2 separate regions of the Homo sapiens genome follow, and region 1 is linked to region 2. Evidence: chromatin contacts called from ENCODE Hi-C or POLR2A ChIA-PET data. All regions are on one chromosome and are shown on one strand. The core of a region is the stretch at or near the end of the contact, and the rest is flanking DNA. Distances in the headings are between cores, read along the strand shown.

The links. A loop is a pair of places that touch in the nucleus more often than their neighbours do. ChIA-PET counts read pairs that join two places held with the same protein, here RNA polymerase II (POLR2A). Pooled maps may share reads with other maps.
Region 1: a loop to region 2 is called in a pooled map, with 2.3 times the contacts of the local background. The contact joins the enhancer-like site here to the promoter of LINC00649 in region 2. A Hi-C loop is called at or near these places in 3 of 50 pooled maps. POLR2A ChIA-PET finds 5 or more read pairs at or near these places in 2 of 52 experiments (activated CD4-positive, alpha-beta T cell and activated T-cell).

Annotation. Positions count from the first base shown.
Region 1 is chr21:34,932,328-34,935,888 of GRCh38, forward strand. All of the region lies in intron 2 of RUNX1 (RUNX family transcription factor 1), which reads right to left. Among named protein-coding and RNA genes, the nearest start is that of RUNX1-AS1, 98 kb to the left of the region's middle. Within about 2 kb of position 1,849, at least 5 of the 41 ENCODE cell types and tissues checked have a DNase peak (open chromatin) inside an H3K27ac peak, as active enhancers do.
Region 2 is chr21:33,929,332-33,933,059 of GRCh38, forward strand. It overlaps LINC00649 (long intergenic non-protein coding RNA 649), which reads left to right and starts at 1,791. Exons shown (of 3, transcript NR_038883.2): 1 at 1,791-2,411. RefSeq lists an enhancer at 1,444-2,085.

The sequences.
Region 1 (3,561 bases), core at 599-3,098, 1.0 Mb after region 2:
TATATTTTATACATTCTAAGTTTCAGGTGTTGGCAGGGCCCTCTGTAGAGATGTCCCCAGTTCAGACATAGCTTTCCAGTCCTCTTCAAACCTACCATTATACCACTGCTGGGTTGTGGGTTCTCCCCTCTAAACGACTACTTCCTGCATATCACTTTCCATATAGCTGATTTATGATTTTCTTTTAGAAAACCATGCCGGTGATCTTTACCTATGTAAAACAGTTACAATTTATTGAGGAGTCCATTATGTGATATCATTTGTGATACAATGTATCATTGAATCTTTATGGCTCCCTAATATTGGGGACAATATTATACCCCTTCTACTGAGGTTACTAACTCAAGTAGTAGAGTTGAGATTCAAATCCAAGTTGCCTTCCTTCTAAATTTTACCCCTGTTTGTTTCCCCACACTGTCTCTCACTACTAAGTGATACATTCTAGAAAATGCTCATGCCATGCTTCTGATCTCATGTTAACCAACGGTGCCTAGTGGAACCTCATTACCCCCGGCATTTCCCATACTCCTCTCCCATTTACCCATTTCTCTCATCCATGATTTTCTGACCAATTAGCCAGTCTGTCCTACATTATACCCATCTCTCTTCTTATTGCATGTGCATCCTCTTTTATGCATTCACTTCTACTCCTATTTCTCACTTTAGTACGTACATGTACGTGTGCATAATGATCACATGCTTTTGAAGTGGTATTAAGAGAGTTTGCACAAAAATTGTGGGACAGATATGGGTATAATGTGGTGTGTGTTCACCCAAAGCTGTTGGCTTTAATCAGGATTGCAAAGCTATACACACAGGACATAACAGTTTATCTTGGAAAATTAGTGGTTGGGAACATCTCGATGGTGGACTTGTTTCAAACTAAACACCTCTTCCTCAACCTTCAGTGCCCTTCTGCAGAGCTGTTAGTGCATGAGTACTGTGAGATGCGTCCTTGTTACATGCTACAAGTAGCCCCTCAGGTAGAAGCCAGTGTTTCCAAATGTCTACATAACTAGGTCAAATTACATCCAGAGCTAGGCTGTGTTGCTCTGATGTGTTTACACTTATTTTCCATTGAATCTAAGTTTCTAATGTTTTAGGTCACTAACAATGAATCCAACATCTGACATTTTATGAGTGGTGGGATGTTATCAATCCTTCAGCAAGTTTTGATGTTTTTTTTATGACTTCTGGCAAGCTGGAGTCATTAGGATTTATTACCAGAAAAGGGAACAAATACTGTTGTTTTACTGTGTTCGACGTATAGTAGCTGAAAGTAGAGTATTTTCAAGACCTATGTTCCTTTTGAAATAAAAAGTTCCTAGGTCTTGCCTTGGTCTTTGGGTTGGCTGGGCATGCAGTACACTGCACTGAACTCACTGGTGTGATGGACCCCGTTCACGCACCACTCCAGACCTTCCTGGCTCAGTGCCTGGGAGTTTGTCTTGCTTCTGGGTCTGGGTGGCCTTGGAAATGGGGCAAAGGATACTGTCATAAAGCCACAGCTGCTGCTATTGCCATCACAGACCAAAGAATTCCCATGTGTGATGCTCACTGACAAGAGGAGTCAGCTGTACCTATGTGCTACTTGGCCAGAACTTAGAGATGCTTGGATTTCCCAGTGGCTACCTGGGGGTTCCAGGTAACAACTTGCAAGTGCAGGGGGAATTAATACTGTATTGGGTGAACTTTTGATCAATGAGAGGCAGTGGATAGGGAGAATCCAGCAGATAAGTTGCTTGCCTTTGTTCTAAGACACAGCAGATTCGTACAGCTTTTCTGTGTATGTCCTGAGAGAGCAAAGGCTTAGCTAAGTTTCTCATGAGCTGTGACTAGCTCTGTGCCTTTTCTTTTGCTTTCACTTTTACTTCCTTGGGACTGTACACCCTGTTGCCCCACCCCAAAAAGCATATAAGCTTTTGAGTCAAGTTTTTTTTTAATTTTTTTTTAATCATCTTAGGCTAAGACACTTTTTGTCCCTTCTGTTAGATTTGAACTCTTGGAGGACTGAGGCCATGTCATTTTCATGTTTCTCTTGATTGCATCTAGATATTTATTGAAACCATGTTTGCTGAATGACAATGTCTGGCTTACCACCCAAAGGAAGTTCAACAAAGGGGAGCAGAATCCCTCAATTCAGGGTGGCTTTGACATTCATGTCACACCCAACCTGCCACACAAATATTGGTCCAGCTCGCTGTGTCTTGGCAGGTGATGGAAGCTTGGCCTTGGAGGCACCAAGGAGCTAAGAGGACTCCATGATATGAACACAAAGGTCGATTCACATGCTGGTGCTTTAGGGGGCATTAAAACCATTCCAGAGAAGCAGGAATAAAGAATATAGGAGCATCTTTGTGGACACTGGGTCTGCAGGTCTAGCAGTAACAGAGGAGGGCATAATGGATTCATGAGGTCAAAGCTGGGATGGACCTTGACTGTAATGAAAAGAGGCCATGAGGGTGTGAATCAGGGAAAGAGGATGAAGGCAGGGGTGGGAGTTGTGTTGAACAATTGGCAGATGATCCAGGAGGCTTCATAGGTTGAAGACTTTCAGCTACTCATTAGGAAACAGCAGGCATATTCCTTCATTTTTCCCCTTTTTCATTTTTTAGACTTCCCCATATTCATTTTCCCTCTCTCTCCCTTACTGCTATTATTTTTTCATGTTTTTGATTCTGTCTTTATTCTACATTTGATGATTCAAAATGTGACATCTTTACATTTAATGAATTCTTAACCCAGTGGTATATGTTTTGAAGAGTGAAATTAATAAAGAGGCTTAGAGAGCAAATAGAAATACACTTCTATAATGAAAATAATCTGTCACTCATGCGTTAGCTGATTCTAGTTGATGTGTTCTTTGGGAGCCTGAAGACAACCGAGAAATGGGTCCTACAGCTGTGAGCTCTCCTTCCACTGCCATGATTTCCTTCACGGAGTCATAGCATTGCTGATTCCTAACTGGGATGTGGTTGGACTTAAACCTTGGTTTAAATCCTGACTCTGATATCCAAACATCCTAAGAGTCAAGTGCCTGGTTTCTTAGTTTCTGATTTTTTACACAGATAATACCTTCACAAACACATACGGTATATGGAAGTTGAAGAAAGAAATGAAATAATGTTTAAATATGACTTTGAACATATTCAACAAAACTCTCGGGTTCAGGAATTTTAGTATTGTGGTAAGAATATGATTGCTGTGAATGACAATAATAGTTGAGCTAGCCCTTCAGTGAACAAGTTGAGACACTTTTTTTTTTTGTAACCTGGTTAACATAGGGTTTCTCAACCTCAGAACTCTTGACATTTTGGGCTGGATGAATCATTGCTGTGGAGAGCTATGCTGTGTATTGTAGGATGTTTTGGCTCATCCCTAACCCCTACCTATTAGATGCCATTAGCCTCCCCTACTCCTGATGTCACATCCAAAAATGTCTCCTGACATTGCCAAATGTCCCTTCCTGGGTAAAATCTTTCCCAGGTGAGAACCACTGGGATACAGCATGTCCACTAGAGCTATAGTTTTCCTCCTTATATTAACGTGTTGACTAAAACT
Region 2 (3,728 bases), core at 541-3,040:
TTATGTAATGGCCTTCTTTGTCTCTTTTGATCTTTGTTGGTTTAAAGTCTGTTTTATCAGAGACTAGGATTGCAACCCCTGCCTTTTTTTGTTTTCCATTTGCTTGGTAGATCTTCCTCCATCCTTTTATTTTGAGCCTATGTGTGTCTCTGTATGTGAGATGGGTTTCCTGAATATAGCACACTGATGGGTCTTGACTCTTTATCCAATTTGCCAGTCTGTGTCTTTTAATTGGAGCATTTAGTCCATTTACATTTAAAGTTAATATTGTTATGTGTGAATTTGATCCTGTCATTATGATGTTAGCTGATTATTTTGCTTGTTAGTTGATGCAGTTTCTTCCTAGTCGCGATGGTCTTTACATTTTGGCATGATTTTGCAGCGGCTGGTACCGGTTGTTCCTTTCCATGTTTAGCGCTTCCTTCAGGAGCTCTTTTAGGGCAGGCCTGGTGGTGACAAAATCGCTCAGCATTTGCTTGTCTGTAAAGTATTTTATTTCTCCTTCGCTTATGAAGCTTAGTTTGGCTGGATATGAAATTCTGGGTTGAAAATTCTTTTCTTTAAGAATGTTGAATATCGGCCCCCACTCTCTTCTGGCTTGTAGGGTTTCTGCCAAGAGATCCGCTGTTAGTCTGATGGGCTTCCCTTTGAGGGTAACCCGACCTTTCTCTCTGGCTGCCCTTAACATTTTTTCCTTCATTTCAACTTTGGTGAATCTGACAATTATGTGTCTTGGAGTTGCTCTTCTCGAGGAGTATCTTTGTGGCGTTCTCTGTATTTCCTGAATCTGAACGTTGGCCTGCCTTGCTAGATTGGGGAAGTTCTCCTGGATAATATCCTGCAGAGTATTTTCCAACTTGGTTCCATTCTCCCCATCACTTTCAGGTACACCAATCAGACGTAGATTTGGTCTTTTCACATAGTCCCAAATTTCTTGGAGGCTTTGCTCATTTCTTTTTATTCTTTTTTCTCTAAACTTCCCTTCTCGCTTCATTTCATTCATTTCATCTTCCATCACTGATACCCTTTCTTCCAGTTGATCCCATCGGCTCCTGAGGCTTCTGCATTCTTCACGTAGTTCTCGAGCCTTGGTTTTCAGCTCCATCAGCTCCTTTAAGCACTTCTCTGCATTGGTTATTCTAGTTATATATTCTTCTAAATTTTTTTCAAAGTTTTCAACTTCTTTACCTTTGGTTTGAATGTCCTCCCGTAGCTCAGAGTAATTTGATCGTCTGAAGCCTTCTTCTCTCAGCTCGTCAAAGTCATTCTCCATCCAGCTTTGTTCCGTTGCTGGTGAGGAACTGCGTTCCTTTGGAGGAGGAGAGGCGCTCTGCATTTTAGAGCTTCCAGTTTTTCTGTTCTGTTTTTTCCCCATCTTTGTGGTTTTATCTACTTTTGGTCTTTGATGATGGTGATGTACAGATGGGATTTTGGTGTGGATGTCCTTTCTGTTTATTAGTTTTCCTTCTAACAGACAGGACCCTCAGCTGCAGGTCTGTTGGAATACCCTGCCGTGTGAGGTGTCAGTGTGCCCCTGCTGGGGGGTGCCTCCCAGTTAGGCTGCTCGGGGGTCAGGGGTCAGGGACCCACTTGAGGAGGCAGTCTGCCCGTTCTCAGATCTGCAGCTGCGTGCTGGGAGAACCACTGCTCTCTTCAAAGCTGTCAGACAGGGACATTTAAGTCTGCAGAGGTTACTGCTGTCTTTTTGTTTGTCTGTGCCCTGCCCCCAGAGGTGGAGCCTACAGAGGCAGGCAGGCCTCCTTGAGCTGTGGTGGGCTCCACCCAGTTCCAGCTTCCCGGCTGCTTTGTTTACCTAATCAAGCCTGGGCAATGGCGGGCTCCCCTCCCCCAGCCTCGCTGCTGCCTTGCAGTTTGATCTCAGACTGCTGTGCTAGCAATCAGCGAGACTCCGTGGGCGTAGGACCCTCCGAGCCAGGTGTGGGATATAGTCTCGTGGTGCGCCGTTTTTTAAGCCCGTCGGAAAAGCGCAGTATTCGGGTGGGAGTGACCCGATTTTCCAGGTGCGTCCGTCACCCCTTTCTTTGACTCGGAAAGGGAACTCCCTGACCCCTTGCGCTTCCCAAGTGAGGCAATGCCTCGCCCTGCTTCGGCTCGCGCACGGTGCGCGCACCCACTGACCTGCGCCCACTGTCTGGCACTCCCTAGAGAGATGAACCCGGTACCTCAGATGGAAATGCAGAAATCACCGTCTTCTGCGTCGCTCACGCTGGGAGCTGTAGACCAGAGCTGTTCCTATTCGGCCATCTTGGCTCCTTATTCTCATTACCTTCTTGAGTTGTGGCTCAGACACTACAACAGAGCTCTGTCACCTCTTTCTAAAAGCTGGGAAATGGTTATTGTCAACGCCAGCCCCATTTTGGAGGCACCTGGTTGCAGGGGACCACAGCTAGGTGAGTCACAACTGGGTGTCTTCATCAGGGGGTTTACAAGGGAAGACAGACTAGTGATTTTAGAACAATCAGCAATCAGGGCACATTGGCAAGCAAGCACAGAGCAAGATTTATTTTATAAAAAAGAGCGTTTATGTTTGGTTCAAACAAAAATGTGAGAACGGCCGAGGCTTTGTAGGAGTTCACCACGAAAAAGGAAATTACATGGTAAAAAAAAAAAAAAGAAAAAAAAGAAAGATAAATTCTACATTTTTTTCTTTATATAATTATTTAGCTGGAGCAAAAGTGAAAGTAAAAGTTGGGGCAAGGAAACACATTCAGATGTGGGGAAGTGCTCCCAGAACGTGGGACAGCGAGTGGCGGAGTCCGATTTTGAAATGCTCCAGAGAGAATATGATCTTCCTGGACCCCACAGTGGGATGCACCACCCCAAAAACCATTGGCAAAGTTTGGTGACAGAGGAATCATTTTGTTTCTTTTTATGCATAAAGAACACACAGAAAGGAACACTTGCTTTGAGGATCCTGGTAAATCAGGCTGGTGTTCTGTTGGGGCAGTGCAGTTTGGTACAAGGAAGTGGTCACTGCTGACCCCACGGAGAGGCTGGGAAAAGCGTAGATGAGGTGACTGGAGAATAAAGGAGGCTTTTTCTAGCTCAAGGTTTAAAGGCAGCCACAGTGTCTGTAGCAGATGAATTAGTGTGACCTTGGAGATGGCCCCTTGACCCGAAAGTGGTAAAGAATGCCATACTTTTCATTTTGCAGGACACCTCCTTGGGGGAGGCTGGGCTGGTAGCATATTTCTACGGGCTTATGGTTCTGTGGATAGAATTGTAGGGCTGGATAAAAGCACTGGCTATTTTGAGTTTTTAAGCAATCAGGGGGCTATTAGTGGGGTGGTCTTTGGGAACCAAGGCCAAATCTGCAGGACAGCAGAGTAATTCAGATCATCTATATTGTATGGCTTGAAATGGGATAGAAAGCCATCTTTATTCATTCATTCATTGCAGGCATGAACTCTTTAAACAAATATGAGTGGCCTATTTGAGATCATGATAGAAATTGTAGGGAATAGAGAAGCAACCAAGACTGACCCTATAAGGAGCTGTCACCAACTCCCTTTGAATCAATTTTAACTTTTTTCTTTTTTTTGGGACAAGGCTTTCACCCAGGATGGAGTGCAGTGATGCAATCTCGGCTCACTGCAACCTCTGCCACCTGGGCTCAAGCCATCCTCCCACCTGAGCCTCTCAAGTAGCTGGGACCACAGGCGCACATCATCACACTCGGCTACTTTTTGTATTTTTTGTAGAGATGA